Linked DNA regions of Homo sapiens: region 2 is linked to region 1. Evidence: chromatin contacts called from ENCODE Hi-C or POLR2A ChIA-PET data. All regions are on one chromosome and are shown on one strand. The core of a region is the stretch at or near the end of the contact, and the rest is flanking DNA. Distances in the headings are between cores, read along the strand shown. Region 1 holds the start of SHFL (shiftless antiviral inhibitor of ribosomal frameshifting). Region 2 holds the start of DNM2 (dynamin 2).

Region 1 (5,450 bases), core at 1,547-4,046:
GTCTGTGAAATGGGGATAAATAATAGGACCTGTCTCCTGGGGTCACTGCAGTGATGAAATAAATAAATTCCTGGAATCTTGCCATGTGGGAAGTACTCAATGAATGCTACTCTCTGCTAATATTATTATTATTATTATTATTATTATTATTATTATTATATTTTTGAGACGGAGTTTCGCTCTTGTCTCCCAGGCTAGAGTGCAATGGCACAATCTTGGCTGACTGCAACCTCTGCCTCCCAGGTTCAAGTGATTCTTCTGCCTTAGCCTGCCAAGTAGCTGGGATTACAAGCATGCACTGCCACGCCCAGCTAATTTTTTGTATTTTTAATAGAGAAGGGGTTTCACCGTGTTGGCCAGGCTAATCTCGAACTCCTGACCTCAAGTGATCTGCCCGCCTCAACCTCCCAAAGTGCTGGAATTACAGGCGTGAGCCACCACACCTGGCCCCTCTGCTATCATTTTTATCATACTTTTATATGTATAAATGTAGACTATGATACATGTTTTGTTATACTCTGGTTTTGTTTGTTTTTGTTTGTTTGAGACGGAGAATCGCTCTGTTGCCCAGGCTGGAGTGCAGTGGTGCGATCTCGGCTCACTGCAAGCTCCGCCTCCCGGGTTCACGCCATTCTCCTGCCTCAGCCTCCTGAGTAGCTGGGACTACAGGGGCCTGCCAGCACAACTGGCTAATTTTTTTTTTCGTATTTTTAGTATAGATGGGGTTTCACCATGTTAGCCAGGATGGTCTCGATCTCCTGACCTCATGATCCGCCCGCCTTGGCCTCCCAAAGTGCTGGGATTACAGGCGTGAGCCACCGCGCCCGGCATTTTTTTTTTTTTTTTTTTTTTGAGACAGAGTTTCGCTCTTGTTGCCCAGGCTGGAGTGCAATGGTGTGATCTCAGCTCACTGCAACCTCCGCCTCCTGGGTTCAAGTGATTCTCCTGCCTCAGCCTCCCGAGTAGCTGGGATTACAGGCATGCGCCACCATGCCCAGCTAATTTTGTATTTTTTAGTAGAGACGGGTTTCTCCATGTTGGTCAGGCTGGTCTCAAACTCCCGACCTCAGGTGATCCGCCCGCCTCGGCCTCCCAAAATGTTGGGATTGCAGGCGTGAGCCACCGCGCCTGGCCTATTATACTCTTTAACAGCCCTACACTAAGCCTTTCAGGCAGGCTAAATCCACAGCGTTCCCATCACCAAAGCTGTCAAAGAAGCAAAGTAGCCATGATGCACCTGTGCTTCAAAGCCATTCATTCATTCATTCATTCATTCATTCATTCATTCATTCAACACAAGGGTTCCATTCCCCTGCCTCTCTCTCCTCCCCAATCCTCTGCTCATCCTAGCCTTTCTAGAGACTGCCACTAACAACCCTTCCCCACCTCCCAGCCTTTGCTTATGCCATTCCCTCCCCCACCCCAAGACCCCTGCCTTTCTTTCCCTTTCCCCTCCCAGGGCTCACTCCTCCCCATCCTTTAAGACTTGGTACCTCCTCCTCCAGTAAGCCTTCTCTGACCTCTGCGCCCCCGCTATGATGGCAATAATCCTGGCTCCTTTCATTGCTTAGTTTCATGGCTCTCTCCCCCATTGAATACAATCAGCACATAATGAGCGCCTACTGTTTGCAGGCTCCCTGGCCGGACAAATGATGGAGAGGTGAAAAAGTGAGATTGGGTGATGAGTTATGGACCGACAATGCCTGGTCCCTCCTGTTTCAGAGGGGGGTCAGTCACCATGAACGGGTCGGGTCCCCCCTCTTGCTCTCCCTCCCGTGACCCGGTCCTTTGCGAGGGGAGGGGATAGGTTACCTGGGCATCCAGATCGTTACTTAGTTCTTGGCCATCTTTTTGCTTTACCCCTGCGGGGGAGAGTGCATATAAGGGAAGGGCCCTTGAAGGGTCTGTGGGAGTTCCAGGCCACCCAGAGCCGCGACGCAGAGCCTCCCCAAGGCTGGGACCTCCGGGGGAGGTGATCTCAACGCCTCTCCCTAGACCACGCCCCCTCGGCGCTCCCACGCGCGGTCCCCGCACCAGGCCCGGGACCCCTGCAGCCTCACCGTACACGATGGAGCGCCCCACTCCCGTGTGGTCGCTGCCGAATTTCCTCATCAGAGCCCCCGCCTTCTTGGAGGATACCTTCCCATGAAACTTCTCCCGGAGGCGCCGGACGCTCTTCTCCAGCTGGGATGGAGACAGGGGGGTTCCGGTGGGGGAAGGGGAAACGGGATCATCCCTCCCCCATCTCTAGGCACCGTTCTCCCGGCCCGAACTTGACCCTTGGTTTTGGCCTCCGCCGCCCCCCCCCCGCCTTTCATCCCTTTACGGCATTTCCTGGAAAAAGCCAAAGTCCCCACAGGGCGTTGGGGGAAGGCGCGGACTGGGGCGAGCGTCCCAGCCTAAGGTGTGGGGGGGCGGCCAGGTTATCTCTGGCCTCTGACCTTTGACCCTGCAGCCCCCGCTTTTCCTCGGGGAGGCCTCATTTCGCTCTGGGGAAACGTGGGAGTCACTTTCCTTTTCAAGGGGGGCGAGCGCCAGGCAGGGGTAAGGATCTGGGGTTCTAGGATGGGGGTCCCCAGGAACTGCGAAGCCCCCTCCGCGCCTCCCGGCCGCTCCTCGGGGTCTGTCGCGGCTGACCCCGGCCCAGCCGTAGCCATCGCTTACCTCCACACCTTCCTGAGACATGGTGGCGGCGGCGCAGTTCCCCGCGAGGGTCCGCACTGCGCGGCTCAGCCGCCCCCCTACCTGGGTGCGCCCGTCGGTCCAGCAGCCGCGCAGGGCAGGGGGCGGTGCCTCGGGGCCGGCTCCGCCCTTCCTCCCCGGCCCCTGTTTCGCTTTCGATTCAGGGGGGACCCGGCGCGCTGGCTCCGCCCTGGCTCCGCCTCTGCTCTTGCGCCCCAAACCCAGGCGGGCGCCCCGGGTCTGCACCCTGCGGCGGAGCGCGCAGACCTCGGACGGGGGAGGCGGCGCGGCCTCTGCAGTCGGTCACATGTCCCCACGCTGCGCGGGGTCCGCGTCTTCACGTCCCTCGTGGGGGCGGGGCCGCATCAGAAGGCCGCGGCGAGGCCCCGCGCCCCCCCACCCAGCGCGCGCTCCCCCAGTTCATCACCCTCCTCTCTGTTCTCCCTCCTTCCCCGGGAATCTGGCGCTCATGAGGACCTGGGCCCTTTTCCTGCCCTGAGTCTCTGTCCTAGCTACGGTCACCTCTCTCAACCTCAGTTTACCCCTCTGTGAAATGGGGAGAATCCTGGTGTCTACACCATGGAGTGGAGTATGTGCCAAGATTCCCGAGTGGATCGCGTAATAGCGCCTGGCTTGCAGTAGGCGTTCAACTAGTCACTGGGCCACCTGCTGTGTGCCCTTGATAGGGGCAGGCAGTGTGTGTGTGGTTGGGGGGAGCGGTGCTTGAGAAAAATACAGATTCTTGGTCTCTAGTAGCCCGGTAGAATCCGGCTGTCTCAGGGATCCAGGGAATCTGCAATGGTTAAGAACCCCGTGGGACGGACAATTCTAACCCAGTACAGGGCACATCAGGGAGCCCTTAGGTGGTGGGGCTCTGGCCCAGCCTGGGGACACAGAGATGGCAACTTCATTGGAGGAGGGGATGCTTTGTAGAGTCACTGAAATTGGAGGTCTTAGCTAGGGGAGGAATAGAGTGGGGAGATGAGGCAGCCGTGCAGAGCCCCCAAAGCAAGACTAAGTCTGGGGTTTTTGGGCAATGGCTTCTCAAGCCCAGCACTCTTGACACTTTGGGCGGCCTAGTTCTTTGTGTGGGGGACTGTCCTGTGTATTGGGGGACATTTAACACCATCCCTGGCCTCCACCCACTAGATGCCAGTGGTTCCCTACTCTCCCTGTTGTGACTACCAAAAACGTCTCCAGAGACTGCCGGATACTCTCTGAGGAGCAAAATAGCATTGTGTTCAACGACTCCAAATTTTTTTCTCCATTGCACACCCCTATAGGTAAAAGTGTTAAAGTTACACCCCCAGATGGATATTTATTCATTTATTTATTTTTTGAGACAAGATCTTGCTCTGTTGCCCAGGCTGGAGTGCAGTGGTTTGATGGTGGCTCACTGCAGCCTCTAACTCCTGGGCTCAAACGATCCTCCTGCCTCAGCCTGCTAAGTAGCTGGGACTACTGGCATATGCCACTATGCCTGGTTAATTTTCTATTTTTTTTGTAGAGACGGGGTCTCACTATGTTGCCCAGGCTGGTCTCAAACTCCTGGCCTCAAAGATGGATATTATTTATAAATTATATACAAATACAATTATATCAATATATTCTGTTAACTGTTATATAAAATATTGATAGATAAATGGAGCTGGGCATGATGGTTCACACCTGTAATGCTAGCACTTTGGGAGGTCAAGGTGGGAGAATCACTGGAGGTCAGGAGTTCAAAACCAGCCTGGGCAACATAGCAAGACCTTGTCTTTAAAAAAAGAAAAAAGAAAAGGAAAAAGTTATTTTTAAAAGACTAAAAAACAAACAATAAAACCCCCCAAATCTAGATATTCTAAAGTTTTTCCAGTTGAACCCCAAAGCTTTGTTTATAGGGTGTATGTACTCCACTCTGGAGACTACTGTATTTGCAAACTACAAGCAGTTCATGATTCCTTGTGGCTGAATGGTGGAATCCTAGGCAGGATGGGGGCTGGAAACTGCACAGAAGACCTGGGATTTTATCCTGAGGGAAGTGGCGAGGTTTGGAGTGGATCGCCTGTCATAGTTGCCAGTTACTAATCTATTTGCCCAGTGCAGAGGGAGGTCATAGCTATGTCCCATTCACTGGCCGAGATGGGCACTGAGTGGGCAGGAAACAGGTAAGAGTCTGAGCTAGCCCTGACATAAATCAGATCTGGTAGGTTTTTTGTTTTTTGATTTTTTTTTTTAGCGCAGAATATGCAGACCAAAGGTCTGTTAGGTTATAATCACCGTGGCAACCACATAGAGCGTGTACTCTGTTCCCAATGCTGTTCCAGGCACTGTGGACATGACAGCAAACAAAACAAAGATCCCTGCCCTCGTAGAGCTAGCATTTTTTTAAATTTGTTTTAAGAGACGGGGTCTCACTCTGTCACCCAGGCTGGCGTGCAGTGGCACAATCATAGCTCCGCTGCAGCCTCAACCTCCTGAGCTCAAGCAATCCTCCGGCCTTGGCCTTCTGAGTAGCTGGGACTGCAGGTATGTGCCACCACATCCGGCTAATTTGTTTGTTATTTTGTTGTTGTTTTGTTTGGGTTTTGTTTTTGTTTTGAGACAGAGTCTTGCTCTGTCACCCAGGTTGCAGTGCAGTGGCACGATCTCGGCTCGCTGCAACCTCTGCCTCCCGGGTTCAGGCAATTCTCCTGCCTCAGCCTCCCGAGTAGTTGGGACTACATGCATGTGCCACCACTCCCGGCTAATTTTTATACTTTTTTGTAGAGCTGGGGGCGGGGGGG
Region 2 (5,450 bases), core at 1,156-3,655, 630 kb before region 1:
CCCAGCACTCTGGGAGGCCAAGGCATGAGGATCACTTGAGGTAAGTAGTTTGAGACCAGCCTGGCCAACATGGTGAAACCCCGTCTCTACTAAAAATACAAAAATTAGTTGGGCTTGGTGGTAGACGCCTGTAATCCCAGCTACTCGGGAGGCTGAGGCAGAAGAATGGCCTGAACCTGGGAGGCAGAGGTTGCAGTGAGCCAAGATTGCTCCACTGCACTCCAGACTGGATGACAGAGGGAGACTCTGTCTCAAAAAAAAAAAAAATAAATAAATAAATAAAATAAAATAAACTTGTTTAGGAGAGTCAACCAAGACTTAGAGAGGCCAAGACAACCTGTGCAAGGTCACAAGGCAAGTGAAAGAGACAGAGCTTTGCAAACACCCCCCACCCCCGTCCCAGAAGCCTGGGCAGGCAGGAAGATGGTCACTCAAAGGGGCCCACACCACAGTCCAGCCTGAGATCAGGCCAGGCCCAGCTGGCTGCAAGTCCACACCTTTCCACCACGGTAGACAGAAGGCAATGAGCTAGAGACAAGGTAGCAAAAGAGGAGATTTGTGCTGCTTGGAGCAAAGCCCCAAGGCTCTGGGATGGCAGACACAAGGCCTTACGCCAGCCTAGTGGCCTTGGGTGATCACAGTCCCTTCTGAGCCTCCCAGCTCAGCTAAGGTGGGGATGATAACACAGCCTCCACCCCACTCCTTACTTGGGATTCAAGATGTTGAATCAAGAAGGGACATTATCCCTTGACAATGATAACAACAATAACAATGACAATAATGACAGGAGGAGGATGTTATCATTTGGCAGCCACACCACCACAAATGAGTAGTTCCTGGAATGGAGAAGTGGCCGCCCATCTGGGAGACAAGAAAGGCAAGAGGGGTTGGTGGGAGGGAGAGGTGGCTGCACGGGCTGTTCTCATTCATTTGCTTCCTGAATCCTGGAAACAGCCCCAGAGAGTGGAGTTTGCCCACTGGACAGATGGGCACACCGCGGCTTCTCAAGGCTGTCCAGAGAAGGCTACATCCCAGCGCTAGCCACTGAGGCCTGATCACGCAAGAAGCCCCTTCCCAGGCTCCAAAGGAGGGCCCCCAATTTGTAGGCTGTAGCTGGGAGGCGGGCCCCTGTGTTCTAGCACTCGGAAAGGAATCCTGAAGTAAGGTACCCCCAGAGTCCTCCTTCCAGCTGAGAGGGGAAGTAGGGTCCAAACCTCCTCCTTCAGCTCTGTTCTCCCCTCTACCCTCCTACCACCCCTTTCCAGAGCCGTTGTGCCAGACACTCAGGGGTAGTCATGGGCAGACTAGGAGATGGCCAGACAGACAGAAGAATTCACACGGAAGAGAGGAGCCAGCGCTAGCCAGGAATCAAGCTGTAAGAGTCAGCCAGAGAGAATCAAACAGGGTCCCCTAGGAGTCAGCTAGCCAGTCAGACAGTAGAGGCCAGCTGGTGTCACCCAACAGAGGGACTGCTCAGTGTTAAAGTCTGTGAGGGGCACGGATGGGCGGCCAGACAGCAGAGGTCACCCTGGACAGCTAGCCAGACAGCAGGGGGCTGCCAGGTGGGACTGGACAGATGGACAACCAAATGGTGGTGGCAGGGAGGCTTGCCCAGGACAGAGAGACAGCCAACCAGACGGCGGGGGCAGCTCCAGATACAAGAACAAGCCAGCCAGACCGCAGCGGTCGCCCCAATAGATATCTAGATGGCCGGTTTCACCTCTGATGGACAGCCCGAAAGAGCAGAAGAGGGATCTACCCCAGACCCACGGCCAACCAGATGGCAGACTTCACCCACGAAAGCTGGGACCAGATGGACCGCAGGGTTCCAGCGCACCTCCTGTCCTACGGCGCCCTGGCCCGTGACACCGCCCCTGGGGCCCGGGCCTGCTCCGGAGCCCCTGCAGGGAGTCCTCTGCCCAGGGCGTCCCACAGGGCCCGCCTCCCCGACCCCGTCCGGTTCCCCGCCGCGGGCACGCAAGCGCCGCAGTTACGCCGGCGGCGCACGGCGCGCCATTCCCGGTCCGCCCTCCGCGCCCTAGGCCGCCACCCGCCCGCGATCCCTGCCGCGCCCGCTCACCGGCCCACGAAGTTCTCCAGCACCGAGCTCTTGCCGGCGCTCTGGCCGCCCACTACAGCGATCTGCGGCAGGTCCAGGTGGCAGCTCTGGCCGATGGAGCTGAAGGCGTCCTGCAGTTTGTTGACCAGCGGGATCAGCTCTTCCATCCCGCGGTTGCCCATGGCGCCGGCGGCCCCCGGCCCGAGCGCCCTGCGCTCCTCGCCCGCCGCCGACCCTCAACGACCTGGCCCCGCGGCGTCTGTAGCCGTTGCTCCCCGCCCGCCCGGGCCTCGGCAAGACGCCCGCTCCCGGCTCGGCCTCACGGTCGCCGCCTCATCCGGTTCTCAGGCGACACCCGACCCGAGCGACCTCCCGCCCCGGCCCCGGGGGCTGCGCCCAAAGCACTCGCGCCGCACGCGACTGGCCTGCTGCACCGCCACTCGGATACACTAGCCAATAAAAACTAGGCACGGGCCTATGGTTGAGTAAACCTTCCCCCTGGGGACCGTCTTGCTGACTTATTGGACAAAAGAACCGTCACTGTTGTGCAACAGCCAATAGCGGCAGAAAGCAAGTTGTCAAGAGAGGAAGGGGGTGTTTCCGAAAAAGGCACGTTGGCTCTGCCCATTGGCGAAGTTCCACCATCTTATTGGCAGGCAGACGTGCCAGTAGACAATGTGGACCAATGGTGTTGGGGATTGAGCTACTACCTCGTTCCCTAAGAATTTCCCATTGGTTCATATAAATATCACTTCGTTGCTCCAGCCAACCAGGCAAAAGAGGGCGGGCTTTAACATCCGAATCTTGACTATCATTGAGAACCATATCTGTCAATCAGAAAAACTCCCGTTCTTCCTTGTGATTGTTGGATGTCTGCAACAGCCTTCTGAAGTATAGGATAGATCCCACCGTACTCGCTCAAGGGCGACACCTCGTGGTGGGATCCGATGTCTCGATTTTTGAGTTTCCTGGCACTGGGGAAAACTACAAGTCCCAGAGCGCATCTCAGTTCCCAGACTGCAAACCAGCTCTGGGAGCAGGGTCCCAATGCGCTCTGCAAATGGTAGAGGCCAAGTCATTGCTTCCTAGGGATAGAACGCAATAAAATCACTCCTCCACGCCTTTGCAAATGCTGTGCCCTTTCTGCTCACGCCCGATCTTGACGCCGCTAACACTCCAATGTTTTCCCCCACTTCTTCAACTTTAGCAGATCATGAATCTTTTTTCTTTTCTTTTTTTTGAGGCGGGGTACTCACTCTGTCACCCAGGCTGGAGTGCAGTAGCGCGATCTTGGCTCACTGCAACCTCCGCCTCCCCGGTTCAACCAATTCTCCTGCCTCAGCCTCCCGAATAGCTGGGATTACAAGTGTGAGCCACCACGCCCAGCTAATTTTGTATTTTTAGTAGACGGGGTTTCACCATATTGGCCAGGCTGGTCTCGAACGCCTGGCCTCAAGTGATCCGCCCGTCTTGGCCTCCCAAAGTGTTGGAATTACAGGTGTGAGCCACCGCGTCTAGCTAATGAATCTTCTTTTCTTAGAAACTGGGTCCTTACTCTGTTGCCCAGGCTGGGGTGCAGTAGTGCACTCATAGCTCAATTCAACAAGCACCTGGGCTCAAACGATCCTCCCGCCTCAGCGTCCCGAGTAGCTGGAACCACAGACGTGCGCAACTATGCCCAGCTAATTATTTTTATTTTATTTTTTATAGAGACAGGGTCTTGCTGTGTTGTCCAGGCTGGTCTCAAACTCCTGCGCCCAAACGACCCTCACAGGCCGGCCTCCCAAAAGTGCTGGGATTACATGTGTGAACCCCCCCAACTGGCTTTAGATCTTTTTGAGTACCCACTAAAACTCAACAAATCCTCTCCCCGTGAAAAGACACGCTATTTTGTAGGCAAAATTGGGGTTCTGGGAACTGGAACTCCTGACAGTGGACAGAGACAAATAGGAGGATTTGAAGTGTTTTGACCCCTCTGGAGACAAATAGGCCAGAGACAAGGAAACCCAGTGAGAAGGCAGGAGCAGGTAAGTGCTCTGACCTGAGGCAGCACAAGAAGATGGAGAAAGAGGAGGAGGGTGGCTCATGGCATTTGCCTGTTTTGTGACCCAAAACCCCAGGTCTCAAAGAAATAGGCAAAAAGCGCCAGGTGCGGTGGCTCATGCCTGTAATCCCAGCACTTTGGGAGGCCAAGGAGGGCAGATCACCTGAGGTTAGAGGTTCGAAACCAGCTTGGCTAACATAGTGAAACCACGTTTCTACTAAAAATACAAAAAATTAGCCAGGCGTGGTGGTGCGTGCCTGTAATCCCAGCTACTCGAGAGGCTGAGGCAGGAGAATCGCTTGAACACGGGACGCAGAAGTTGCGGTGAGCTGAGATCGCACCGCTGCACTCCAGCCTGGGCAACAAGAGCAAAACCCCGTCTCAAAAACAAATAAACAAACAAACAAAAACGTTGAGGAAACTCTTCATGTACTGAAGTATAAATAATTTGAGATATACTAAGAGGAAAAAACAAGCAAGGTACAGAACTGTGTGTGAAGGATGCTGACATGCATGAAAACCATATGTACACACGGAAAATTGCTGGAAAAATACATAAATTGATAAAAGTAGTTGCACTTTTGATGTGATTTGAATTGTGGATTACATACATGTATTACTTTTTCACTTTTTTTTTTTTTTGAAACAGAGTCTTGCTCTGTAGCCCAGGCTGGAGTGCAGTGATGCAATCTCAGCTCACTGCAACCTCCGCCTCCCGGGTTCAAATGATTCTCCTGCCTCAGCCTTTCAAGTAGCTGGGACTACAGGCGCCTGCCACCATACCTGGCTAATTTTTGTATTTTTAGTAGAGATGGGGTTTCACCATGTTGGCCAGGCTGGTCTCGAACTCCTGACCCAGATGACCCTCCCTCCTTGGCCTCCCAAAGTGCTGGGATTGCAGGTGTGAGCCACCGCGCTTGGACTTTTTTTTTCTTTTCTTTTCTTTTTTTGAGATGGAGGCTTGCTCTGTCTCCCAGGCTGGAGTACAGTAGTGCGATCTTGGCTCACTGCAACCTCCAAGTCCTGGCTTCAAGCGATATTCCTGCCTCAGCCTCCAGAGTAGCTGGGATTACAGGCACGTGCCACCACACCCAGCTAATTTTTGTATATTTAGTAGAGATGGGGTTTCACCATGTTGGCCAGGCTGGTCTTGAACTCCTGACCTCATGATCTGCCCTCCTTGGCCTCCCAAAGTGCTAGGATTACAGGTGTGAGCCACCACCACGTCCAACCTTTTTTTTTTTTTTTTTAGACGAAATCTCGCTGTCTCTCAGGGTGGCGTGCAGTGGTGCGATCTCGGCTCACTGCCACCTCCACGTCCTGGGTTCAAGTGATTCTCCTGCCTCA

What was found. A loop is a pair of places that touch in the nucleus more often than their neighbours do. ChIA-PET counts read pairs that join two places held with the same protein, here RNA polymerase II (POLR2A). Pooled maps may share reads with other maps.
Region 2: a loop to region 1 is called in a pooled map, with 5 times the contacts of the local background. The contact joins the promoter of DNM2 here to the promoter of SHFL in region 1. A Hi-C loop is called at or near these places in 1 of 50 pooled maps. POLR2A ChIA-PET finds 5 or more read pairs at or near these places in 2 of 52 experiments (BJ and naive thymus-derived CD8-positive, alpha-beta T cell).

What each region holds. Positions count from the first base shown.
Region 1 is chr19:10,083,663-10,089,112 of GRCh38, reverse strand. SHFL (shiftless antiviral inhibitor of ribosomal frameshifting) reads right to left here and starts at 2,796. Exons shown (of 8, transcript NM_018381.4): 1 at 2,665-2,796; 2 at 2,061-2,184; 3 at 1,813-1,862. The coding sequence starts at 2,685. RefSeq lists silencers at 2,528-2,807, 2,878-3,097.
Region 2 is chr19:10,715,034-10,720,483 of GRCh38, reverse strand. It overlaps DNM2 (dynamin 2), which reads right to left and starts at 2,405. Exons shown (of 21, transcript NM_001005361.3): 1 at 2,081-2,405. The coding sequence starts at 2,241. MIR638 (microRNA 638) reads right to left here and starts at 2,080; the gene lies at 1,981-2,080. RefSeq lists enhancers at 1,247-1,386, 2,827-2,946, 3,137-3,326 and silencers at 1,877-2,546, 4,678-4,867.